5 separate regions of the Homo sapiens genome follow, and regions 2, 3, 4 and 5 are each linked to region 1. Evidence: chromatin contacts called from ENCODE Hi-C or POLR2A ChIA-PET data. All regions are on one chromosome and are shown on one strand. Each heading gives the region's core, a stretch centred on a gene start or an enhancer-like site at or near the end of the contact. The rest is flanking DNA. Distances are from core to core; before and after follow the strand shown. Region 1 holds the start of ECE1-AS1 (ECE1 antisense RNA 1). Region 2 has its middle 38 kb from the start of WNT4. Region 3 holds the start of CDC42 (cell division cycle 42). Region 4 holds the start of LDLRAD2 (low density lipoprotein receptor class A domain containing 2). Region 5 overlaps HSPG2 (heparan sulfate proteoglycan 2).

Region 1 (4,834 bases), core at 15-2,514:
TCTGGCTGTCATCACTTCCTCTGTGCAGCTGGGGCACCGGGGACTGAGGACGGGGCAGTCCACAGGGAGCTGTGGTTCCACCCCTTCACTCTTGGTTTCTGCCAGGCCCTCCTCTTGAACACTAGACCCAGATTCAACCCAGATTTCTCCTCCACGGCTGCACAGTGCCAGGAAGGGAACTGAGAAGACCAAAGTGGAGGTTCTTTACCTTCCCCAACACACTCGGGGCCAGGCGTGGCACCCACAACTGCAAATGAGACAATTAGGGAGAATAAGTGCTGGCTGCCCTGTCAGCCCAGAGCCTCAGTCTGCCCAGGGCACCCAGACTCTGTGAGGTTCCCACCTGAAGAAGCAGTTCCATCTTCCACAAGGAGCACAGGACCAAGAGTCCAGGACCCAGGTTCGAGGCCCAGCTCTACCACTTTCTCGCCGCGGGGCTCGGGTTCTCTGGAGGCAGCGTAATGGAGTCAGTGGGTTTGGCAAGGGGAAGATTCGCATTATGGCTCCCTCAGTCTCCAGGCAGGTGACTCAGGGCTGGGGGGAGGTCCTTTCTCCTCTCTGACCCTTGGTCATCTCATTTGTAAAGCGGAGGTGATGATTCTCATCTCAGGGACGAGGCACTGTGGGGTTAGGAGAGAATTTGTCAAGTGGCATGGTTGGTTTTTGGTCTGTCTAGGCCCCTCCCCCTCTCTGTAAGCTGGAAGCGGTACTTGTGAGGCTGAGGCTCTAGGTGGGTGTGGGGAGCCATTGGGGTAGTGAATGGAAGGCCCTGGGCGAAGGGCCCCAGGCAGCTGTTGAAATGTCACTCACCCACTGTGGACTTCCCACCAAGCAGAGCCCGCCAAGCCTTTCCCGTCTGAGGTGGGTTCAGTTTCACTACCGGGCTGAGGCAGGCATCTCAGGAAGGGGCCCTCGGCTTTTGTGTGCTGAAAAATAACCAGGCTCCATCTCTGCTGATTTCTGCTTGGGAGTTCCGTGAGCTTCCTGCATCATCTGTCCACAGACAGGCTGCCGCAGGGTGGACATCAGAGTCCCTGGGGTGGCTTCCGGCCTCCCTCCCTTGCCTCCCGCCTTTGCTCAAACATCTGTAGAGGCTCCAGCCCCAGACTAAGCCCTTAAGGAGACAGGGTCCCGTGAGACCCAGCCTCTGCCATCAGGGTTCTCCTGTCTAAAATGCTGTGTGCCTCAGTAAAAGGCAGCATGGGGTAGGGTGGCTGTGTGGGGACACAGAGCCAGGGACCAAATGCTGTCTGGGGTCCCTGGAGGGTGGTCAGGAGAGCTTGCCAGAAGGGGGAAATCTCTGAAATGAGACAGAAGGAGGAGGAGCCATCGCTTAACCACACCTGGGCGAGTTAACTTCCCCAAGCCTCAGTTTCATTCTCTGTAAAAGGAACCAGTGATACCTGCTTCTGAGGGAAGGGTGAGAAGCTTAAAAGAGATGGTATAAAAGAACTGACAAATCCCGTACACCAGCCGGGTGAATCCCTTACACCACCCACATGCCCCGGGGAGATGTTCTGTGAACTGAACTTCTTTTTCAAAAGTCTTTTCCTCTGGCAATCGACACCTGGTAACGTAGTGTAACCAAGTGTCCTGTTCTAGAAAAAGCCCAGCTGCAACCCAGCAGTAAGTGAAGCAGCCTCAGAGTCCCCTCTCTCTCTGGGATGGGTAATGGAAACTCCTCCACCCAGTGGGAGTGAGGCAGAAGTCTCCAGAATTCAGAGCTTTCCCATGCACCCTGCCTCCCCAGGGCCTGTGACCTTTAGATGTGTTCCCTGTTTCTGTAGGCATTATGAAGTTAGATGCAGGAGAGTTCTTGAGAACTTGAAGGCACTTCCCCTCTACTTGTCCCCCCTTTGATTTTAACAACCGTTTGTTGAGCACCTACTCTGTGCCGGGTGATGGAGAGTCTCTGTTGGACAGGCCAGACAAGGTCCCAGCCCCAGTAAAGCTGTGGATTCTGGAGAGGGACAGAGACAGTGATGATAAAGACATGGAAACAAAACAGTCTGCAACAAGTACTGTAAAGGAAAACAAACAGGATGCTGTAACAGAGAATTTGGGGGACTGCTTAGGGTTCCTGGGACATTTGAGGAGCTGGTAGGCTGAGATCTGAAGTTGGAGCTGACCATGGGAAGAGTAGAGAGGAGGAAAAAATGTTCCAGATAGAGACAACAGCAGCTACAAAGGTCTTGGGGGAAGAAGAAACTTGTAGAAACTGAGGAGTTGTGTGAGGAGGTTGGTGGGGGAGGGGGCGCTGGCAGCACAAGATGAGGGCCCAGAGTGGGCAGGGGCCATGGGGCCTGGTGAAGGGTTTGGATTTCATTCCAGGACAGTGGAGGGTTTTTAAGCAAGGGAGTGGTAATATCAGAATTTTTTTTTATTTTATTTATTTACTCAGACAAGATCTTGTTGTGTCGTCCACGCTGGAGTGCAGTGGTGCAATCACAGCTCACTGTAGCCGCCACCTCCTGGCTTCAAGCGATTCTCCCACCTAAGCCTCCCAAGTAGCTGGGACTACAGGCGCATACCACCACGTCCTGCTAATTAAAAATATATAATATATAAATATATATATATATATTTTCTTTTTGTAGAGATGGGGTCCGTGTTGCCCAGGCTGGCCTAGAATTAGACTCAAGTGATCTCCTGCCTCAGCCTCCCAAAGTGCTGGGATTACAGGTGTGAACCACTGAACCCAGCCAGATTTCTGTGGTTTGTTTGTTTGAGATGGAGTCTCACTCTGTCACCCAGGCTAGAGTACAGTGGCACAATCTCAGCTCACTGCAACCTCGACCTCCTGGGTTCAAGCGATTCTTCTGCCTCAGCCTCCTGAGTAGCTAGGATTACAGATGCATGCCACCAGGCCCAGCTGATTTTTTGTATTTTTAGTAGAGATGGGGTTTCATCATGTTGGCCAGGCTGGTCTTGAACTCCTGACCTCAAGTGATCTACCCAACTTGGCCTCCCAAAGTGTTGGGATTACAGGCGCGAGCGAGCCATGGTGCCTGGCCTCAGCCAGATTTCATTTTAAAGGCTCATCCTGGCTGCTGAGGGGGCTGTCAGAGGGCAGGAGTGGAAGCCAGGAGACCATCTGGAGCCATTGCCCTCACTGTCCCTGTGACGTCAGGCCCCTCACCCCTCTAAACCTGTTTATTCACACATATGTGTGACTGTGAGAATCAAATTTGGAATGAGCAGAAATGCACTTTGCAAAGCTGAAAAGTACGCATAAATGCAGGGATTCCCGCCTTGCTAGAAGCGGAGAGTCCTTTGGAAATCTGCTGGGTTAGACCTCTCTGGGGTTCTTGGTTGGGACAGTGCTGGGCCTGAGTCCCTAACTGAACACCTCATATCCGAGAGAGCCCCCTTTCCCTGCCTAGGGTTATAGGAGAGGGCTCAGGGGCTGGGGAGGGGGGCACCTGGCTGAGGCTCCGAGTCTTGAGGGGGAAGATGGGAAAGAAGGGTCCCCTTCCTGGCTTCTGACTCCCCCTGGAGCAATGGTTCTCTTGTGTTGCAGGGAGGGCGACACCTTTGAGCACGGGGGTGACCACCGGACCACCCTGCAGCCATCCAAATGCACACACACAGCTCCTTTCATCCCGTGTCAGGGAGTTCTCTGAAATTTTCTGAAACTCATTCACGAACTCTGGCTTAAAGGCCTCTGAGCTAGAAAGGGGAACTGAAAGGGGACACCTACCTTTTTACCCCACCTTTTTTGTCTGGTCTTTCTAGCATTAACCCCCTAGACACACCTAAGGGCTGATGCCGGGGGGAACCTGTCTTGATTGCTCTGGGCCACATCGAGGGCACCTTCCTGATACTTTTGTTATCTGCCACTGGGGACCCGGTTGTTGAAGGGGGACTTAAGATTTTCTCGAAGGAGGGGTCACTGTGAGGGCCTTTCCTGCCTGCTAGGGGCTTCAGTTTGGGGGCCCCCACTCCCGACCTCCGGGGAAGGGAGGGGTCCCCATCTCCCCCGGGCCTCTCGGGTCTTGGGGTCTCCCCGGGAGGCCGGAGGTTGGGAACCGGGCGCCGGCGAACCGATCAGGCCCCGCCCGCGAAGGTGGTGCAACGCCTGGCCCGGCCCATCCCATCCCGGCCACCCGGGCAGCGGGACCAGGCGTCTGGGGCACAGCATGCGGGGCGTGTGGCCGCCCCCGGTGTCCGCCCTGCTGTCGGCGCTGGGGGTGAGGCGGGCGCGGCCTGGAGGGCGGGGGCGGGAGGCGGGCGGGACCCCTCCCCGCGCGGGCCGCTCCGTGGGCCGGTCTCGGTCTCGGGTGTCCAGGCCGGGGCGGGGCGCGGCGGCGGCGGCGCCAGGGTCGGGGCCGCTTCCCCATTCGGGCGCGAGAGCCATGGAGGCGCTGAGGGAGTCCGTGCTGCATTTGGCCTTGCAGATGTCGACGTACAAGCGGGCCACGCTGGACGAGGAGGACCTGGTGGACTCGCTCTCCGAGGGCGACGCATACCCCAACGGCCTGCAGGTAGGCGCCCTCCGCTCCCTCCCGAGGTCCAGGCGCCCCGGGCCCGGGCATGCGCGCTGCCGCTGCCGCGCCCCCCGCCCCTACCTACCCCGCCTCTTCCCCTCCCTTCCCCTCCCTCGTCCCGGCATCCGGGAGGGGCCGCGCCTCCCCGCAGCTGGAGCTCCGCGCTGAGAAGCCTTCCGGAGCCCACCAGTCTCCCCTCACCTGCCCCCGCCATCCCTAGAGCCTCCCGGCCACCTGCTTCTGGGGCCACAGCCCAGGTGGCAGAGTTGAAAGCACCCCCGAGACCCGAACTGGTCCAGTTCCCTTTCCACAGAAGGCACAGTTTGTGCATGTCCCGGGACTTGCCC
Region 2 (5,467 bases), core at 1,934-4,433, 810 kb before region 1:
TCCTGGGAAAATACAAATGCACCAGATTCTATAGCCCCTGGGGTGAACTTCCCAAAAACCAGGCCTCGGCCGGGATTCCTGCTCTCAGCACCCCAAAGCAGAAGGTAACTTGGAAGCACACAGTAGAGACATGAAAAGCTAGAACGTAAAGACACTCACTACATGCTGATCTCATGCACACATCTCTAATTCTCACCAACCCTACAACATAGCAATGATTTAATTTTAGGGATAATGAAACTAAAGCTTAGAGGTTAATGGATTTGTCCAAAGCCACAGCTATTAGATGGCACGAAGGGGTTTGAAACCTAGGTTTGTTTTATCCCAAAACCTGTAACTTCTCTGGTAACCTGAAAACTGCTTTTGAAAAAAATGCTCCTTCTTGGCCAGGCATGGTGGCTCACGCCTGTAATCCCAGCACTTTGGGAGGCCAACGTGGGCGGATCACAAGGTCAGGAGTTCGAGACCAGTCTGGCCAACATAGTCAAACCCCGTCTCTACTAAAAATACAAAAATCACCCGGATGTGGTGGTATGCACCTGTAATCCCAGCTACTCAGGAGGCTGAGGCAGGAGAATCGCGTGAACCCGGGAGGCAGAGGCTGCAGTGAGCTGAGATCGTGCCACTGCACTCCAGCCCAGGCGACAGTGCAAGACTCCGTCTCAAAAAAAAAAAAAAAAAAGAAAAAGAAAGTTCCTTCTTCCTTAACTTCTAGTTTCTCAACCCCAAAAAGGGTAGGAGGACTCCCTTTAACACATGAAGGGAAAAATTCGTATGATGGAGGCAAAACCCAGATTCCTTAATCTGGAACCCAAAGCAGCCACTGCCAGGCCAGTTTCCGTAAATCACTTCTACCTCAATCTGAGCAACAGCCTGTCTCAACGGTACGTGGCTTCATGGAAGGAAAACAGGGACCTGAGAGGTGCTAAGGATGAAATCCCTACATACTCCAAGGATGACTCTTACCCACTTTATGAATGAGTAGAAGGCCAGTTCTAGCTTTCCTAACCACAGAAAAGGGAGAAGAGGCACCACCCACAAAAGTAAGGTGTTTGAGTAGCGGGAACACTGGATTCAGAACCAAAAGACTCCAGTTCAATCTGTAAAATCTTGTAGAAGCTCAACTCTAAGCCAGTTTTCTCATTTGTAAAATAAACACCTGTTCTATTTGCCTCACAGGCTTTTATGAAGATGAACATGAAAGCATTTTCTCAGCAGCTTTATAAATACAATGTATTACGACCCATGCAAGCTTTTTCCCTGTTGCCTTCTTTTGCATTCCTGACTCCTCTTCTCCCTTCCTTCTGTTCATAGAACTGAACTATGTGCTCAACACCATGCTAGATAGGAGAGGCTCAAACACAAGTTAAGACAGCAGAGACATTAAGAAAATCAGGCAGTGTGAGACCAGAGCCATTTGGTTCCCAATGAACAAGAACCAGACCTGCTGAGGCCCAGGAACCGACCTCAGCCATATATTTCTGTCTAAGTTTCAGGCCTGCCCAAGACCCTCTCAGTTTAGCTGCAGGGTCTCAGGACTAGAGGTTTAGTGTCTTCCTAAGTCAGACATTCATTGCTGAACCAAGTGATCTTTTTCAAGGCTACTTCCAGCCCCAAGATCCTACCAATTTGCCCCTAACTCATCTGCTTTTTTTATCCTCAATTCACTGGCCTCTACAAACCAGGCAGCCTCAACTCAATTAGAAACACAACTGCCCTCCCTGGCAGCAAAAGGGGGCTGAGAGAAACCAAGAGCCGGAAGTCCTCCTAAATGGCCCAGGGAAAAGGTGAACCTTCCACTGACTTACCCATTCTGGGCACCTAGACTCAGAACTCTGGAAGAAGGGGGAGGTCATCTGGTATAACAGTCCCAATGGCTGCCCTCAAAAGTTCTCTGCTTGTACCTATTTCAAACAACCTAAACAGCCCTGAAATCGACCAATTTTCTCCAAGCATCATCCCACACACAGACATTTCACTATTCCCTGACAGTCTAACTTTAATTCTGCTTGTAGGGATGGAATATATCTGTCTAAAACAGAGGATGTCTTGGTCTGCAAGTTCCCCAACAACAGAATCTACAAGGCTTGACTCATGACCCAATTTAAGTAAAAAATAAAAATAAATAAAACAGACAAGGAGAACGAAGACTGATACTTGGCTGAAGGTTAACTGAAAGGCAATTTCATGACAGTCAAGCAGACTGGGGTCTAGGGAATTGGCAGCAATTATTTTAAGAAATGAGAAGCAAGATTATCGAATTTGGCGCACAGTAGTGTTTCTATATCTGCACAGGCTGCAGGTATGGGGTGATGACATTCTGTGGGCGGTGGGCTCTTTTCCCAGCAATGTGGGAGCCTGTACTCTCCTCTTAAGGACAATTAGAAAGAAGCTTAACAAACCTTACTAAGTTCCAGGTGCACAACCAGCCAGTCTTTTCTTGCTATTTCTCTGCCATCTAGTGGCTGCTCTGGATCATTACAGGCCCACCTCATCGTCATTTTCCTTGGTCCTTCCAGTAACTTCCTAAATGATGATACCACTTACACAGCTAGATCTGGTGGGTGCTTTACCTATGTTATTGCTAGTCTTCACAACACTGCAAGGTACATTATTAATTCCATTTTTCAAATGAGAAAACCAAGGCTTATAGAAGTCACCTGTCCAGGGTTACAGAGGCTCAGTAGAAAATGTGATACCAAAGTCCATCCTCATGCCATTGTATCACTCCTCCTGAAGGAACAGAAGGCCCTGAAACTAAACATAATTTCAATTCTTCCAGAAATGCCTACATGCTCCAAGCTCCTCACAGCTAGCTACGATCTTGGTCAAGCAGGTGGCACCACTGCCTCCTCCGGAGCCCCACAATGCATTGGAACCACACTGGGAACTGGGCAAATCACCCCACTACATTTACTTCATTTGAAAACTGAGAGATCATGTAAAAATGTGTACACAATGTTCATTGTAACCAAAAGGTAGAAATAACTCACGTGTCCATCATTTGATGGAATGAATAAGCAAAATGTGGTATCTCCATACAATGGAATACTATTTAGCCATAAAAAGGAATGAAGTAATGACACATGCTACCATACGGATGAACCTTGAAAACACGTTAAGTGAAACAAGTTGGTTAAAAAAGACTACATATTATAATTATACGAAGTATTCACAATGGGCAAATCTACAGTGACAGGAAGTGGTTCAGCGGTTGTTTAGGGCTGGGCAGATGGGGCAGAAAGTTTCAGGGTATGACAGCTAAAGGGTGTTTTTGAAGAAAAGAGTTTTTGAAGGAAAGAGAAAGTTCTAAAATTTATCAGGTGATAGTTGCACAATTTTGTGAATAAACTAAAAACCACTGACTTGTACACTTTAAGTGAATTGTATGGTACAGGAATTATATCTCAATAAAGCTGTTACACTCACCCCACCCCGCCAAAATTGAGAGGGCTAGTCTAAATAACCTCTAAAAGTCCTTCCCATTGTCTTTTTAAAGAGAGACTCACCTATCATTATCATTCCCATTACTGATAACTTGGCCTGAACCAAGTTCAACTAACTTGAACCAAGTAAGACTATAATATCCTCAAAGCAATTAAAATCAGAGAGGAAATAAACATAATCTGAATCTTCTAGCTCTTTAAAATACTTACAGTTCTACGATATATACAAAACCTAGATTTTGAGAAGCAGTTTTTCTTCCTTATAGCCTTTTAAGACTTTCAAGGATCTCCTTTTTTAAATCCGAGAAGTGTAAGTAATCAGACCTGATGGGACTGTGGAGTCCCGTACTTTCTCTCTACAGCACTTAACACCATCTCTGACATACACATTTTAATCATGTCTGCCTCCCCCTACTAGAATGTAAGTCCCGCCAGTTTAAGAATTTTGTCTTGGTCATCCTACTGCATCATGAGAGGTACTGATATGGTTTGGCTGTGTCCCCACCCAAATCTCATCTTGAATTATAGTTCCCATAATCCCCATGTCCCCACATGTCATGGGAGGGACTTGGAGGGAAGTAACTGAATCATGAGGGCGGTTACCTCCATGCTGTTCTCGTGATAATGAGTTCTCACAAGATCTGATGGTTTTATAAGGGGCTTCCCCCTACCCCCCACCACTTTGCTCTGCAATTCTCTCCTGCCGCCATGTGAAGGACGTGTTTGCTTCCCCTTCCACCATGACTGTAAGTTTCCTGAGGCCTCCCCAGCCATGCTGAACTGTGAGTCAATTAAACCTCTTTTCCTTTATAAATTACCCAGTCTTGGGTATGTCTTTATCAGCAGCATTGAGAACAGACGAATACAGGTACTAAGCAGACGTTTGTTAAATAAATGAATTTATGAACAAAGGAATGAACTGCATTGTTAGTGTTATGTAGGCAAACTAACTATACAGTACCTTCAGATCTATACCAGGTATACCACTAAGGCATACCAAAGAAAAATGCAGCATGTTAAGAAATAATGGCTGTAAATCACTGTAGGCAGTGACTGAATGTGGCAAAATAATCTACTGACAAACAATTAGATGTGTTCCCAAAGTCACTCCTAGTCACCCTCAATCGGGCAAATCACACTTTGTTTCTTCCTTTTATTATTACTATTATTCCCAGAGGTGCATCAGACCCACCACTGGCCCCACGGGGAAGTACCATTAGCTCCTCCAAGAGTTCTATGAGCTAAAAAGGCACTGGTTACGACTCTCAACCCCACAGTCATGATCCATAGATCACTGGTTACTACAAGGTAACAATTCCTTAGAACCTCTATCAGAAGAGAGCAGGACCAGGCTGGCATAAAAGAACACTGGCCTAAAAACAGAGGCCTGAAGTGTAGTCACCAAACAGCTGTACAACTCTAAGCAAATTGTTTTCCTTCCCAGAGACCATACCCTTATTTTAAAATGTAATGAATTATCACCCTTGGCCTATCCACCTCACAGACTGTGGGAATAAACTGAAAGAACGTGACACACTGTGCAAATGTAAAATCTTGGTCATTATTTTCAGGGAGGAAACACAGGCCTCACCACATTTCAGCACTAGCTGGGGTCTTATCCAGAAGGACTTGAGGGTTCATCAGAAAATACTACTGGGATTGCTTGACAGGTTTTTTGAACTGCATTCCTACCCATCTGAACTATTAAACACAGTCTACAGGAAATGCTTAATTCAAACATATTTGCCATTCGGGCTAGCTCTGTAAGTCTCAAGATCTCTAAGCAGCAAGCTTCCCTCAAGATAATCATACAACAGCTAACAATAATAACCAAACACTGTTGTAAGCACTTTACGCACATGAACTTGTCTAATCCTCATGAAACCCCGTGAGGTGATATTGTTACTATCCTCAAAAGAAAAACATCCAAGTTAAATATCTTGCCCAAGATCACACAGCCAGTAAACAGTGAACCCAAGATTCAAAACCAGGCAGTCTGGCTCTAGAGTCTATGTTTTTAA
Region 3 (5,475 bases), core at 2,951-5,450, 760 kb before region 1:
CCTAAATCAGACTTTGTCTTAAGGTGATAGAGCACCAGTGCTTAGTGAATACCATGGCTGAACAATATAGTTTTCTGCTCTATTAGAAATTGTTCTGGACTTTAGTATAATGGCTAATGCCAAATCTTTGATTTAAAAAATATTTTTCTAAAATTGCAAAAAGGGACGCCACATTGGTGGCAGAAAGCCTGGTTTCACTTCACGGAATAAGCAGTTTGAGATCAATGTCCCAGAAGAGTTTTGACATTCAGGACTTAAAATAGCAGCAGCAGCAGCAGAGGTAGCTGAAATGGCAAGTAATGAAAATTGCTTTAGTAAAAATATTTTGGACTGAAGGTATGAGAAACTAAAAGTAGAAACTAGTAAGACACAAAGCATAACATGACCAGGAATCTGATACAGTAGTGAACAAGCGGTAAAAGTTATTTGCAAACAAAGAAATAAAGGAAGATAAGGAAACAAACATTAAGTGAATAATTTTTAGGAGAGTAAGAGAACTAGTAGTCATCACAGATTTTCTAAGTGATGGTAAATTGTCCAGACAGTGCAGCTGCAGAAGATACTGACCTAAACAGATGGAAAAAGTCAAGCAAGAGTAGATTAGTAATCACTACTTCAATGAGCCCAAATAAAGATATGGCTGACCAAGCACAAAAGCTGTCTCAGGAAACACAGCAAAAAGGCCCATGGAATATTAGGGAAAACGTTAACCCTCAGACATCATCAAATTCATTCACTTAAAAAATATTTCTTAAAACCTACTGTATGTATGGCAGTATTCTAGGCATTAGCAATGGGGTGACCATGCCAGGCCAAAGCCCTGCCCTCACAGAACTTACAATCTAATGAGGAAATCTATGTGGAAGAGAACACTGAATAAGGCATTACCATAAAATTCCAGAATGAAGCCTTTTAATACAGAGAGATATTTTCATGGAAGATATGTTAACACAATATTTAACCCTCTCTCCCCTTCAAAGGAAGCCCTGTAGCCTAAGGTGCTCATTGTTTCTCATCCTCTCAAAAAAAAAAAAAAAAAAACTCTAAAACAATAGAGAAGTGCATTTAAAATACATCTATAAATAAAAGCACAACTAGTCTTTTACTTCCAAGAAAGCCTGTCAGCGGCACAGCAGCTCATGCCTATATCCCAGCACTTTCAGAGGCCAACAGGAGCAAATAGCTTGAGTTCAGGCATTCCAGATCAGCCTGGACAACATGAGGAAACCCGATCTCTACAAAAGATACCAAAATTAGCCGGGTCTGGTTGCATGCACCGTAGTCCCAGCTACTGCAGAGGCTGAGGTGGAAGGATCAGTTGAGCCTGGGAGGCCGAGGCTGCAGTGAGCTGTGATCACACCACTGCACTCTAGCCTGGGCGACAGAGTAAGACCCTGTCTCCAAAAAAAAAAAAAAAATCACCAATTTTTTTTTTAACTCCCTATACTACTCTAGGCTATAACATCTGCCTTAGATTCCCAAAAAATTAAGTTTAATACGGACAGGTATTGGTTGTAACATGAAAACATTTTAAGAGTATAAACAGAGGATGTGATACCTTTCTGGTCTTGAAGAAATTACTGAAAACGAGCTCATTCAATACTTAGTTGATTACCAAACTCTTATCTCCATCTCAGTATAAAAACTATAAATTCAGGCCGGGCACGGTGGCTCACGCCTGTAATCTCAGCACTTTGCGGGGACGAGGCGGGCGGATCACGAGGTCAGGAGATCAAGACTATCCTGGCTAACACCGTGAAACCCCGTCTCTACTAAAAATACAAAAAATTAGCCGGGCGTGGTGGCGGGCGCCTGTAGTCCCAGCTGTTCGGGAGGCTGAGGCAGGAGAATGGTGTGAACCTGGGAGGCGGAGCTTGCAGTGAGCTGAGATTGCGCCACTGCACTCCAGCCTGGGAGACAGAGCGAGACTCCTTCTCAAAAAAAAAAAAAAAAAAAAAAAAAAAAAAAAAAAAAAAAAAAAAAAAAATATATATATATATATATATATATATATATACATAAATTCAAACTACTGTTACTTTCTAAAAGGAAAGATACAAATTGATATTATTTAAAATTATTAAAAATAGAAAGCTCAAGAAAATAAGGCAGATGTGTTCCAATTTTATATGCCTAAAATATTACATCAAGGCTAACAAATGTATTTCAGAAGATTCAAGTTCCACACCTATCCAATGGTCTGTAATGCCTACACACTACAGAAAGCTGCCTTGAACCTACACTCCTTTTAAGTGTTTACCAATCTGTTCTCTATAGAAATGAGAAACAGTGGGAAAGCACTTGTTTCGACATGAATTATCTTTACAACAATGCATTACACAATTGGATCTCATTTGCTTTACAGAGTCAACATTTTTGTGTGATACTATTGCAGTCGCGGAAGGATACAAAATTTAGAATGTAAACACCCTAGGGAACAAAAATTGTGATCTCTGCTTGACCCCAGGAGTCCGAGACCAGCCTGGGCAACATGGCGAAACCCTGTCTGTACAAAAAATACAAAAATTAGCGGGGCATGGTGGTACATGCCTGCAGTACCAGCTACTCGGGAGGCTGAGGTGGGAGGCTCACTTGACCCCGGGAGGCGGAGGCTGCGGTGGGCCAAGATCGCGCCACTGCACTGCAGCCTGGGAGTGCAATATCCATTATATTTAGTAACGTCTTTGAGACCCTGTCTCAAAAAAAATAAAAATTGTGATCTCAAAATTATGAAAATATTAAGTTTTTTGCTTAAAGATCGAAGTCTCGTTTTTAATAACAAAACTAAAATGTCTAGCATAGATCAGGCATAAACTGATCCTCTTTTCAACACAACTTCACCACAAAAAGTGCACTTGAATCAACCTAGGGAGATTCCCAGCATGCAGTAAGTCATAAAGGAGAATAAACAGTCTGGGAAAGTCATTTTGGACCGAAAAGTGTTCCCACAAATAAACCCACCTCATTCTAGTATAGTCAAAGGGACCTCTATTTAAAGTTAATGCCACGCAAGGGGCCGTGGACGGTGTTGTCTTACACTTTATTCCCTGACACAAACTAATCCTGGGATTTTAAACCTTCCTAGCTTTTAGGTGCACTGAAGGCGGTCATGAACACAAGTAACAAGCTTTCAAAACATCATCTGTGAATACGACGTGTTGGGAAGCAGGCAGGATAAGCCACTGGGTGACCGACTAAGGCTGCAAAATGCTGTTTGAATTTAAGTCCCTGACTTGTAGGAGTTAAGTCTCACTCCTTATACCGCGATGACGTAATCTTCCACACTACATTTATCTTGGACTTAAAGGGGAGGAAAAACAAACGAACAAAGAAAATTCCCCCCCGATAAGAGGAATTAACCAAGCAGCAGAACGACGGCTTCGGGAGGTAGTTAGGTAACTCCCCGAAAGGGAAGCTTCAGCTAAACCGGCAGGGAGCGGGCTGGAGGAGCGGATGGAAATGCTAGGAACTCGACCTCCGAAAGGAAGAGCAGCCTGGAGGCCGTGGCTCGGGGCCACCCCGCCCAGAGGACGCGGCCGGCGCGGAGGGGAGCTCGGACAGGCACCGCCGCGAGCAGCCAGCGAGCTGCCCTCCTGCCACCGCCCCGCCGCGGCCGCAACGCCACTCCCCTCCCCCGCCCCCCCACCCCCGCCGCAAAATGTCCGCGGCGGCGCCCGGCGAAGCAGGAAGTCCAGGCCGGAGCGCAGGGCACGGAACGCAGCCTGCCAGCACGGAAGACCGGCGCCCGGCCCGGCCCAAGCGCCCGCGAGTCGCTCTGAGGCCCCCGGCCGCCCTTAGGAGCCCGCCGGGCCGGGCTGGGGGGAGGGGAGCCCGGGCGCCCAGGATGGGTGTGACCCCCTTCCTTCCGCCGCTGCCGGTGACAGCCCGGTCCCGCTCGCGCCCCGAGCCCCGGCCGCGCGCCCCTCCTCAGACGGGCGCCCCCTGCCTCCCCGGCCGCGACCCCCGCCCCGGCTCCCCCACAGAACGCGGACCCGCGCCCGCCCGGAGGACGCAGCGCGAGCCGGGCACTCCCCCACAACCCGTGCTCCCGGGCCCCCCACGATCCCGCAGACGGGGTGTCCCCGAGGACTGGGAGAGGACGGAGACGGCGGGGATGGGAAGGTAGGGTGGCAGCTCCCGCGGGGAACCTCGGGCCCCGCACTCACCTCAGCTTCTCCACCGGGGCGTTGGCAGCACTGCGCGGGGTCTCCTCGGCTGCCGGACAGGGGCACGCACCTGACGTCAGCGCGCAGGAGACGCACAGTTGGGTGCCCGCGGAAGTGGGAGGAACAGGGAAGGGGAAGAGGCTGGGGCGGGTCAAGGCGGTGCCTGGACTGCCCTGGCTCCGCCCGCCTGTCGCGCACGCGCGGGCCGGCGCAGCTCGTGAGTTCGGGGCTATGCTCTGCATGTTTTCCTAATGGTTGTATTTGTAATAATACTGTGAACGATAGTATGCAAAGCGCTTCCTCTACCAGTTCTTTTTTGTTTGTTTTTTCTGAGACAGTCTTGATCTGTTGCCCAGACTGGAGTGCAGCGCGCGATCTCAGCTCACTGCAACCTCCACCCCTTGGGTTCAAGCGATCCTCCTGCCTCTGCCTCCCGAGTAGCTGGGATCACTGGCACCTGCCACCACGCCAGGCTAATGTTTGTATTTTTAGCAGACACGGGGTTTCACCATTTTGCCCAGGCTGGTCTCGAACCCGTGACCTCAAGTAAGTGATCCACCTGCCTCGACCTCCCAAAGTGCTGGGATTACGGGCGTGAACCACCGCGCCCGGCCCACTACCAGTTCTTTTGATCCTTGCAAGCTTGTGAAGCAAGGTATTGTCCCATTTTGCAGAGAAGACGGAAGCTTCTCTGAAAGGGCTGGTGACTTGCCCCAGATCACAGGGGTGGATGGTCTCTCACTCCCCGGGCCTGTATTCAGTCCGCCGTGATGTGAGAACTGAGTATCACTCTTCTTATCTCTACCTACACCCAGTGTCCCTCGCTGTAGCCACATGGGTCTTTTTTAGAGTTACAACCTTCCCCCAACCACAGGCCTTGTGTTTTTGTTGTTGTTGTTGTTGTTGTTGTTGTTGTTTTTTCTTTGAGACGTTCTTGCTCTGTCACCCAGGCAGGAGTGCAGTGGCACGATCTCAGCTCACTGCAATCTCGACGTCCCGGCGATTCTCCCACCTCAGCCTCCCAAGTAGCTGGGACCACAGGCGCATGCCACCATGCCTGGCTAATTTTTGTATTTTTTTGTAGACACAGGGTTTTGCTGGATTGCCCAGGCTGGTCTCGAACTCCTGGACACAAGCTATCAGCCTGCCTCAGCCTCCCAAACTGCTGGGATTACAAGGTGTGAGACATTACGTCTGGCCAAGGCCTTGAATTTCTTTGCTCTGCCTCCCTCCTCTTCCCCCAAATTTATATCACTGCATTCTTCAATCATCCTATCTTCGCAGTATCTATTATTTGTCTTCTCTGCTA
Region 4 (4,910 bases), core at 1,338-3,837, 520 kb before region 1:
CCCGTCCCGGCCTTCAGCCCCAGCTCACCCAGACGGAAAGAGGTGACTTCGCCCACGAAGTCCACGCGGGGCTGGCGGCCTCTCGTGACCAGGCGCAGGCCTAGAAAGGGTCCGGAGGATGCCACAGGCACCGGGATGTTCAGGCCGCACAGTGGGGACCCCAGGGGCCGGGGCGCCCCCGGCGGGCCCTCGTAGAACTGCAGGTAGGAGCCGGGGGCGCACGGGTCGGCCGGGGCCGGGGAGGAGGTGTTGAGCGCCGGGGGCGCGGGGGTCAGGCTGTAGACCAGGAAGAAGCGGAACTGGAAGCGGATCCGGTCGCCGGGGGCTGCCGCCTGCACCCAGAGCCCGCAGTCGGTGTCCGGAGCCACGAAGTAGAACCTGCGCGATGCGGCGTGCGAGCGCAGCAGCAGCCCGTCCCCCTGCCACGTCTGCCCGCACAGTTCCGCCAGGTCGGCTGCAGCGGAAGGCACGGAAACTGGAGCCGCGCGGCGCGACCCCGAACTCTACTCTGTCCCCTGCCCGCTGTGTGATCCCAAGCGAGTTACTCGCCCTCTCTGAGCCTCATTTTCCTCATCGGTAAAATGGGGATGATTAATCAATCTCAGAATGATTGTAAGGATTAAATGATTTAATTTAATTTAATTCAAATCTACAATCCCTTATTCGAAACCCTAAGATGCGGGGCCGAGCGCAGTGGCTCACGCCTGTAATCCCAGCACTTTGGAGGCCAAGGCAGGTGGATCACCTGAGGTCAGGAGTTCGAGACCAGCCTGGCCAACATGGTGAAACCCCATCTCTACTAAAATACAAAAAATTAGCCGGGCATGGTGGTGCGCACCTGTAATCCCAACTAATCGAGAGGCTGAGGATGAGAATCGCGTGAACTCTGGAGGCGGAGGTTGCAGTGAGCTGAGATCAAGCCACTGCACTCCAGCCTGGGTAACACAGCGAGACTCCGTCACCAAAAAAAAAAAAGGGGAGGGGGAGAGCTGTGTGATAAGGAGCCCCTTTTCTTCCTGCTTTTGAAAGCTGCTGACTGAGGATGAGGATGGGATGTCCAGAGCTGCAGCAGCCATTTTGCAAAGATGAGGTCAGAGCATTTCAGAGGAACAGTGACATTGTTGAGCCGTTGAGTTAACCATCTCTGGAATCACCTATGACCACTCTTAACTGAAATAGCAAATATCCTACCATTTAAGCCCCATTTAGTTTGTTATCTGTTACTTACAGCCCAAAACATCCTCACTGGTACAGGGTTGTTGTGAGGATTAAATGAGAAGATGTGCAAGTACTCAAAGTAGCCCTGATTTCTGTAAGCACAGAGAGGAAAGAGGAGGTGGGTTTTCTGGTGCAAGATAGGGACCAGTGGGTACTTGAGGACCAGCCAGGATGTGGGTCTTTGAGGAAAAAATCCTTCATCAGAGCTCAGGATGTGGGAGCACTTTCCAATATTTGGTATTTCTCTGCTAAAGCCAGAGCCTACCCTGAAGGTACACAGGGCAGGCATGGAGTTTAGAGAGTAAGGGAATTGGGCACCCTTTTTTTTTTTTATTTCTTTGAGACGGAGTCTCTCTCTGTTGCCAGGCTGGAGTGCAGTGGCGCAATCTCGGCTCACTGCAGCCTCCGACTCCCTGGTTCAAGCGATTCTCCTGCCTCAGCCTCCCAAGTAGCTGGGATTACAGGCACATGCCACCATGCCCAGCTAATTTTTGTATTTTTAGTAGAGATGTGGTTTCACCATGTTGGCCAGGATGGTCTTGATCTCGTGACCTCATGATCCGCCCGCCTCGGCATCACAGAGTGCTGGGATTACAGGCGTGAGCCACTGCGCCCAGCCGGGAATTTGGCACCTTTTATGTGCCAGGTATTATGAAGTGCCTTGCATGACTTATCTCATCTTATATGCCAATAATCATAGTCCCTTAAGGGGCAAGGGCCTATTATTTTCATTTTACTGCCAAAGAAATTCAGAGAGTTGAAACAATGATCTCAAAGGTACAAACATAAGAAGTGGCAGAGTGTGTAAATGCAGCTTCTCTGAATCCGAAGCCTACAGAGTTTTGCAAAGCAGGCCCTGAGGGCTGTCCTGCCCACTCCCAGACTCCTGCTTCTAGGTGACTGGCAGATCCAAGCCTTCCAGAAGGCTTTGGGTTGGATTTGGGGATGCCAAGCAAGACCAGACACAGTTTCCCAGCCTCCCCCAGCTCAAAAGGTCTCAGCCCAGCAGGATGAGTGCTGACTGGGGAAACATAGTCTCTAAGGATGGTGGGGGCCCAAGTCTTCTGGGTGCCCCAACCAAGCCCCCTGATACTTACCTGTCTCCAAAGCAGTTGCAGTCAGGGCGGCTGCCCCCAGCAAGAGCAACCTTTGGGGCAACTGCAGAAGACAACAAGCCTCCATCCAGGCTCTGCTGTGCCCAGCAATGGGGCAGACCCACAGAATCTTCAGCTTGGGGTCTCTGGGGAGACTGGAGTATGGGGCCTGGTCAGGCCAGCAGGGAGGCTGGTGGGACACAAGGAGAAGGGGGAGGCAAGTCTTCACTATGATCTTAGTGCTTTGCCTTCCAGATCCTCTTCATTTGGTTCAGAACTGTGTCCAGGGGTTGCCATGGAGATTTGGAGCAAGGGCTAGAGCCTGGGGAGAGGAGGCAGGGAGGAGATCTGCTCCCCTTCTGCCAGACAGGAACCAGGAAACTCAGATCCGGTTCAGCCATAGGGCTTCTGGGAGGAGGACCCACAGGAAGCCAGATCTGCTACCTTCCTAGATCAGCTGGCCCCTTAGGGACTGAGCTTGAGGGAGGTCCAGGACACCAAAGGAGCCTCTCTGAGGGCCTAGAGAGCAGCAGGCAGAGAAGGAGCACTGGACCAGGAGTCTGCTGTATTACTAACAAGCCATTCCTGCCTCAGGGCCTTTGCACTCATAGATCCCTCTGTCTGGAGTGTTGTCCCCCCATAGCAGTGCACGGCTGACTTCTTCAGGTCATCAGGTTGTGGCTCACATGTTACCTCCACAGACCACACTCTCCTGACCACCTCTCCAACTAAATTAACACTCTCTCTCTTTGTCACTCAATCACATCTCAAATGTATCATCCCAGCACTGTCTGGAATTATTTTGCCTATTCATTTCTTCTTGTATATATTGTCCACTGGCCTCCACTAAAATTATATTCCATGAGTATCTTGTTTACCTCTGAACCCTTATGTCATAGCACAGTCACTGGCACAAGGCAGGCGCCCAGGAAATAATGAAAGAATAAGTGTGTGGCATTGAACAAATGACCCCTTTTTCTGGATTTTACTTTCCCATGTGTAAAATAAATACCCTGGACTAATTCAGACTTTTTCAAAACGTGTTATTAGTAGAACAATTTTTTTTCAAAAGGTATGTTACAAGGAACCTTTATCTATAAAACTGAAGCTTTTCAAGCCCTGGCATCCTTCTCTGGAAAATGGGATAATGATTAATTCCAACCACATAGTTGCATTGTAAGAATTAAGTAACTTGGCCTGGCTTGGTGGCTCATGCCTGTAATCCCAGCACTTTGGGAGGCAGAGGTGGGTGGATCACAAGGTCAGGAGTTCAAGGCCAGCCTGGCCAACATAGTGAAACCCCATCTCTACTAAAAATACAAAAAAAATTAGCCGGGCATGGTGGTGCATTCCTGTAGTCCCAGCTACTCAGGAGGCTGAGGCAGGAGAATCGCTTGAATCCGGGAGGTGGAGGTTGCAGTGAGCTGAGATTGTGCCACTGCACTCCAGCTTGAGCAACAGAGTGAGACTTCATCTCAAAAAAAAAAAAAAAAAAAGAATTAAGTAACTTAATACAAGTGGGGTACTTGGAATAGTGTCTATCATGTAGTAAAGTAACCAATGTATTTCAGCTTGAATGATGATCATTAATGTCATCGTTATTATTTAAGCAGATGTTTCAAGTGTGGGGGAGGGGAGGAGCTAAGCAGCCCAAATTGGCAGTGCCTGAGACACCACCTCAAAATCCCAGGAATCCATGAGAAGGTTAAGACCTCTGGACCTGGCCGGGCACAGTGGCTCACACCTGTAATCCCATCACGTTGGGAGGCCAAGGCAGGCGATCACCTGAGGTTGGGAATTCGAGAGCAGCCTGGCCAGCATGGTGAAACCCCATCTCTACTATAAATACAAATATTAGCCGGGCGTTGTGGCACAGAGGCTGAGGCACAATAATCGCTTGAACCCGGGAGGCGGAGATTGCAGTGAGCCGAGATTGCACCACTGCACTCCAACCTGGGCGATAAAATAAAAAAAAAAAAAAACCCAAAACAAACACCTCTGGACCTATTATTCCCTAACAGCTCTCCCTCCTGGAGCGGTCATTTGATGCAACCTTGATTTCCTACAGTGTATGATGTCCAAATCTGTACCTTGGGGAACTCCAAAAAGACTCAAATCTTCCCTCAGCAAGAATGAATTTATCATGAAGCCCACTGAAGCTTAAACTTCAGAACTCATCACCTGCATGGGATTATATGGTTTTTGTTTTGTTTTGTTTTTGTTTTTGTTTTTGTTTTGAGACTGAGTCTTGCTCTGTCGCCCAGGCTGCAGTGCAGTGGCGCAATCTTGGTTTGTTGCAAGCTCCGCCTCCCGGGTTCACGCCATTCTCCTGCCTCAGCCTCCCAAGTAGCTGGGATTACAGGCACCCGCCATCACGCCCGGCTAATTTTTTGTATTTTTAGTACAGATGGGGTTTCACCGTGTTAGCCAGACTGGTCTTGATCTCCTGACCTTGTGATCCACCCACCTCAGCCTCCCAAAGTGCTAGGATTACAGGCGTGAGCCACCGCGCCCGACCTTTTGTTTGTTTTTTTTTTTTTTTGAGATGGAGTCTCACTCTGTTGCCCAGGCTGGAGTGCAGTGGCATGATCTCAGCTA
Region 5 (4,921 bases), core at 2,098-4,597, 570 kb before region 1:
TTCAAATACATATGAAAGGAGCCATCCCATTGAAATTGTTTACTGATGTGCTGTGTAAACGTTGGTCCACAAAAGAGACCCACCAGATGGGAGGAGAAGCCGACCCAGGCCACGCCCAGAGAGAGCAGCTGGGGACCTGGGCCGGGATTGGGAAGAAAGTCGTCCAAAGAGCAAGGCCAGGACCCGCACTGTCGGGTGGGAGTGGGGGGCTCTGTCTCTCTGCCCTGCCACCAGGCCTCCCTCCCATGACGGTCCACCCCTGCCGGAACCACCTCCGCCCTCCCACCCCCACCCCTGCTCCCCTCGGCTCTTACCACCTGCCCTTCCCTCCTAGTTCTCTCTCTCCTACGAAGGCTTCTCTCTGCTTCCTGGAAGCCTCTATTACTGGCAGCTGCCCCGGGCCTTCCTGGGGGACAAGGTAACAAGGATTTGGGGGGATTATAGGGGTGTCATAGAATCCCAAAATATCAGAGGGCCCTTTGTCAAGGCCCTTTATGACACAAATGGGGAGACCGAGGCTCACGGTGGGTAGAGACTTGCCTGGGGTCTCATGTTCAGGTCAGAGCACAGCTGAGACTGAACTCAGCTCTGCCCCTGTCCTTCAGCGGGCCCTGACCCCTGACCCCTGGCCCCTGACCCCTGTCAGAGGAGCTGTCTCGCCTGGGAGGGTTTCTCTAGTGCCTTTTCTCTGGGCTTCCTTGACCTTGTGTCTAGATGCTGGCCTAGTTTTTGGTACTTCACTCAGTCATTCAAGAAGCATTAATTATTTACTGTGTGCTGCGTCGTGTACAGGCCGAGTGGGCCCTGGCCTCCCAGAGCTCCCTGTCCATCCCATTATCATTCCTGTCACCATCAGTATCATTATTATTATCATCATGAGTGCTGGCATTGGCCTTAGATGAGTATTCATATTGCCTCTATTTTGTTCCAACAATTTCAAGTACCTCTTAAGAATACACATAGCAGGCTGGGCGTGGTGGCTCACACCTGTAATCCCAACACTTTGGGAGACTGGGGCAGGCGAACACCTGAGGTCAGGAGTTCGAGACCAGCCTGGCCAACATGGTGAAACCCTGTCTCTACTAAAATAACAAAAATTAGCTGGGCGTGGTGGCGGGTGCCTGTAATCTCAGCTACTTAGGAGACTGAGGCTGTAGAATTGCTTGAACCTGGGAGGCGGAGGTTGCAGTGAGCCTAGATCATGCCACTTCACTCCAGCCTGGGCAACAGAGCAAGACTCCATCTCAAAGAAAAAAAAAAAATTCAGCTTCCTGGCTGGGTGCGGTGGCTCATGCCTATAATCGCAGCACTTTGGGAGACTGGGGCAGGCAGAACACCTGAGGACAGGAGTTTGAGACCAGCCTGGCCAACATGGGGAAACCCTGTCTCTACTAAAAATACAAAAACTAGCCGGGTGTGTTGGCAGGCACCTGTAATCCTACTGCTTGGGAGGCTGAAGGGGGAGAATCACTTGAACCCGGGAGGCAGAGATTACAGTGAGCTGAGATTGCAGCACTGTACTCCAGCTGGGCAACAAGAGTGAAACTCCATCTCAAAAAACAAACAAAAAAAAGAATAGGCAGTCACAAGGTACATTCAGAGAAGTGAGACAGGGAGGTTGAGGGGTGAGGATAAGAAGCAATCTGCTGGAGCCGAGGGTGGAGCTGGAGTACTGCAGGGTTATCAAGCGTGATATGCATTCTCAAACTGTGTGGAGTACATCACCATTTGTGTCCTATATTACTTAATCCTCATGATACCCTTCAAAGTGGGTATTACTTTTACTTCCATTTCCATGTGAGGAAAGTAGGGCTCAGAGAGGTGAAGCGACTTGTCCAAGGCTGTATAGCCAGTAGAGCTAGAGTTTGAACCCAGGTCATTCAGACTGTGGAGTCTGCCGTTTTAATCACTATGCTGGATCTGGGTACAATGGCTCACACCTATAATCCCAGCACTTTGGGAGACTGAGGCTGAAAAATCGCTTCAGGCCAGGAGTTGAGACCAGCTTAAGCAACATAGCGAAATGCTGTCTCTAAAAAAATAAATCGGCCGGGCATGGTGGCTCATTCCTGTAATCCCAGCATTTTGGGAGGCTGAGGCAGGACAATCGCTTGAGTCCAGGAGTTTGAGACCAGCCTGAGCAACATAGGGAGACCCCATCTCTATTTAAAAAAAAAAAAAAGTGCCTGAGCAACATAGGGCGACCCCATCTCTATTTAAAAAAAAAAGGTGAAAAAAAAAATAAAAAATTTTTAAAAATCACTGTGCTGTACACACCTGCAACTTGCCAGAAAGTCAGTCCCAGAAATGGCTGTGAACTTTCTGGCATTCAAAGCAAGCAGGAAACCAGTTATTTTATGGTTATTTGGTTCCACTCCAAAATTCCTTACCATGCCTTGAGCTCATGGAGAATATCCCTGTAGCCATGTAGCCCAGGGCCGTGTGTGTAATCAGCAGGTGTTTGATAAATGCTGGTTAGCTGAGTGAACACACAAATGAACAAAGAGGTAGGCTTGATGCAGTTTGGTATTGAGATGAATGTCTGCCCTGGTGGCAGAGGAGAGAAAGCAAAGTCCTGTGGGACAGAGCTGGGGAGCCTCAGCTGTCCACGTGAAGGTCCTCTGCAGCAGAAGTAAGGACTCCCCAGTCATGAGCAACACAGTGCCCAAGTCCAGTGGGCTTGTCTGCAACAAAGAATCTATCGGCTCATGCAACTGCAGAGTCTAAGCATGTATGGTGTCAGGCATGGCCTTATCCAGGGGCTCATTAGGGCTTTATCTTGGTTCTCCAGCTTCTCATCTGACTGCAGAAGGGACTTTCTCTGGCCTGGTAGAAAGAGCATAAGTGCACGGGTTACTTGTCTATCCCTGATGGGGTGGCAAAGGGCAGTGGTAGGTTATGCAGATTGGCCAGGCCTGGCTCATGTCTCCACTATAGAGGAGGAGGGGATCAGGGCCCTCAGACCACATGGTCTGCATGTGCGGAGACAGTTGTTCTTTATAGAAAACCACGGTTTAGTTTCTAGAAAGCAGGAACTGGATACTGGGCAAACAAAAACCACCTGCCTAGGAGGCAAGGCCTCCGAGGGGCTGCCGTCAGCCCCACCCCCATGGCTGAGAACTTTTGAAGCTTCCGCAGCCTCCCCATGGTGGTCATTGTCATTACACTTGTCTGCCTTATGGGAAATTCCTGTAAATGAAAGCAGACCTGGAGTTTGTTCGCCGGCACCGTCAGGCAATGGGGAATAGAGAACCTTGCAGAGCAAAGAGGCTGCTCAGCATCATCACCACCATGTCTGGGGCTACAGAGGAACTGAGAAATGTCCTGTTTCCCAGGCAACCATGCACCCTGGCCTCTTGGTTTGGGCAGGGAGGGGGGTGGGGGAGTGTGGCACAGGTGCAAAAAGGCCGCCAGATGCTCCATCCCTCACCTATATGGTCCAACACTCACACCCCAAGGTCAGCCTGTGACCTCTGGGCTTGCCTCTTTGCAGGTGGCGGCCTACGGTGGGAAGTTGCGATACACCCTCTCCTACACAGCAGGCCCACAGGGCAGCCCACTCTCTGACCCCGATGTGCAGATCACGGTGAGCATTTGGACACCATGCTGGGTGGGCAGAAGGGCAGGATGGAAGCCAGGGGCACCCTCGGCATTTGTCCTTTGTCCTTTCCATCCAGCACTCAGTTTTCTGGCACAGGCTGGGGGAGTTAGGCCCATGCCCCCACATCCCTGCCTGGTTGGACACTACCCAAGCAGAGGATCCTGCTGCTGGGAGAAGGGGGCAGTGGGCATGTGCCTGACTCCTTTGGGCGCATGAGCTTGGGAGAGCAGAGAGGTGGGAGGCTGGGGGTTACAGAGAATCTAGGACTGGTGGAGGACACCCTGGCACCCCAGGGACCCCTCGGCTCCCCTTCCAATCCTGCTGGTGTCTTTCCAGGGCAACAACATCATGCTAGTGGCCTCCCAGCCAGCGCTGCAGGGCCCTGAGAGGAGGAGCTACGAGATCATGTTCCGAGAGGTAAGGGGCACCTGGCCATGCTGTGTCTAACCCCACCCCACCCTCCACCCTGACTCAGAGCCTGGCTTTGATACCCACCCTGTCTCTCGCTCCCCAACCTTCACCTGGCAGCCCTCAGTCAGTGCCTGTAAGGCAGGATTTGGGGGGTGGTAACTGTAGGAGCAGCCCACAAAGCCCACTGCCCCCGCCCACGTTGCCACCCCCAACCCAGGAATTCTGGCGCCGGCCCGATGGGCAGCCGGCCACACGCGAGCACCTCCTGATGGCACTGGCCGACCTGGATGAGCTCCTGATCCGGGCCACGTTCTCCTCCGTGCCGCTGGCGGCCAGCATCAGCGCAGTCAGCCTGGAGGTCGCCCAGCCGGGGCCCTCAAACAGACCCCGCGCCCTCGAGGTGGAGGAGTGCCGCTGCCCGCCAGGCTACATCGGTCTGTCCTGCCAGGTGAGTGTGTGGCCAGCTCCACCACCTCTGCACAGGCACAGAGGCATCAGCAAGCAAATCAGCCGGCGTCGCCGCAGCCTTGATTACCATCATAACTATAATGACCCCTGCATCTGGGCCCTGCATGTATTCCTCCCGACAGCCCTGAGTTACATATCATTATCCCCTTTAACAGGTAAAAAAATAGAGGTGCTGAGGGGTGAGTGTGTCCCAAGGGCACACGGCTAATGTGTGGCAGAAACTAATTTGAACCTGGGTCTGATTGACTCCAAAGCCTAGCATGTCCTAACCACTGGGCAGTGCAGCCTCACGTTTGGGCCACACTCTCCGGGGGTTAAAACCCAGTTCATGCCCTTGAGGGGGCCCACCAGAGACAGGGAGCCAATTCAGAAACACAGATTACTCCGGCCCAAAGCACAGCATAGAGATGCCTCCCAGAGGTGAACAGTGTGGACTGGGAG

Evidence for each region. A loop is a pair of places that touch in the nucleus more often than their neighbours do. ChIA-PET counts read pairs that join two places held with the same protein, here RNA polymerase II (POLR2A). Pooled maps may share reads with other maps.
Region 2: a pooled map shows a loop between it and region 1 (6-fold over the local background). The contact joins the enhancer-like site here to the promoter of ECE1-AS1 in region 1. A Hi-C loop is called at or near these places in 2 of 37 single-sample maps with no recorded cell type and 2 of 50 pooled maps.
Region 3: a pooled map shows a loop between it and region 1 (7-fold over the local background). The contact joins the promoter of CDC42 here to the promoter of ECE1-AS1 in region 1. A Hi-C loop is called at or near these places in 2 of 37 single-sample maps with no recorded cell type and 9 of 50 pooled maps. POLR2A ChIA-PET finds 5 or more read pairs at or near these places in 3 of 52 experiments (CD4-positive, alpha-beta memory T cell, T-cell and naive thymus-derived CD4-positive, alpha-beta T cell).
Region 4: a loop to region 1 is called in a pooled map, with 3 times the contacts of the local background. The contact joins the promoter of LDLRAD2 here to the promoter of ECE1-AS1 in region 1. A Hi-C loop is called at or near these places in 1 of 168 maps with a recorded cell type or tissue (sciatic nerve), 1 of 37 single-sample maps with no recorded cell type and 1 of 50 pooled maps.
Region 5: a loop to region 1 is called in a pooled map, with 28 times the contacts of the local background. The contact joins the enhancer-like site here to the promoter of ECE1-AS1 in region 1. A Hi-C loop is called at or near these places in 5 of 37 single-sample maps with no recorded cell type and 5 of 50 pooled maps. POLR2A ChIA-PET finds 5 or more read pairs at or near these places in 2 of 52 experiments (IMR-90 and WTC11).

Annotation. Positions count from the first base shown.
Region 1 is chr1:21,289,720-21,294,553 of GRCh38, reverse strand. ECE1-AS1 (ECE1 antisense RNA 1) reads right to left here and starts at 1,264. Exons shown (of 3, transcript NR_038404.1): 1 at 811-1,264; 2 at 344-620. ECE1 (endothelin converting enzyme 1) reads left to right here and starts at 4,091. Exons shown (of 19, transcript NM_001397.3): 1 at 4,091-4,190; 2 at 4,398-4,484. The coding sequence starts at 4,140. RefSeq lists enhancers at 1-386, 1,228-1,317 and silencers at 4,010-4,189, 4,240-4,409.
Region 2 is chr1:22,102,815-22,108,281 of GRCh38, reverse strand. No RefSeq gene overlaps it. Among named protein-coding and RNA genes, the nearest start is that of WNT4, 38 kb to the left of the region's middle. Within about 2 kb of position 3,183, at least 3 of the 41 ENCODE cell types and tissues checked have a DNase peak (open chromatin) inside an H3K27ac peak, as active enhancers do.
Region 3 is chr1:22,051,434-22,056,908 of GRCh38, reverse strand. It overlaps CDC42 (cell division cycle 42), which reads right to left and starts at 4,200. Exons shown (of 6, transcript NM_001791.4): 1 at 4,167-4,200. RefSeq lists enhancers at 2,643-3,211, 3,212-3,779 and silencers at 3,492-3,671, 3,682-3,901, 3,962-4,111.
Region 4 is chr1:21,809,942-21,814,851 of GRCh38, reverse strand. It overlaps LDLRAD2 (low density lipoprotein receptor class A domain containing 2), which reads right to left and starts at 2,587. Exons shown (of 5, transcript NM_001013693.3): 1 at 2,316-2,587; 2 at 29-454. The coding sequence starts at 2,400. RefSeq lists silencers at 103-222, 3,951-4,101 and an enhancer at 2,502-2,796.
Region 5 is chr1:21,864,382-21,869,302 of GRCh38, reverse strand. It overlaps HSPG2 (heparan sulfate proteoglycan 2), which reads left to right. Exons shown (of 97, transcript NM_005529.7): 34 at 3,494-3,586; 35 at 3,938-4,018; 36 at 4,230-4,460. Among named protein-coding and RNA genes, the nearest start is that of LDLRAD2, 55 kb to the right of the region's middle. RefSeq lists enhancers at 3,076-3,145, 3,176-3,235, 3,132-3,937, 3,938-4,743. Within about 2 kb of position 3,347, at least 3 of the 41 ENCODE cell types and tissues checked have a DNase peak (open chromatin) inside an H3K27ac peak, as active enhancers do.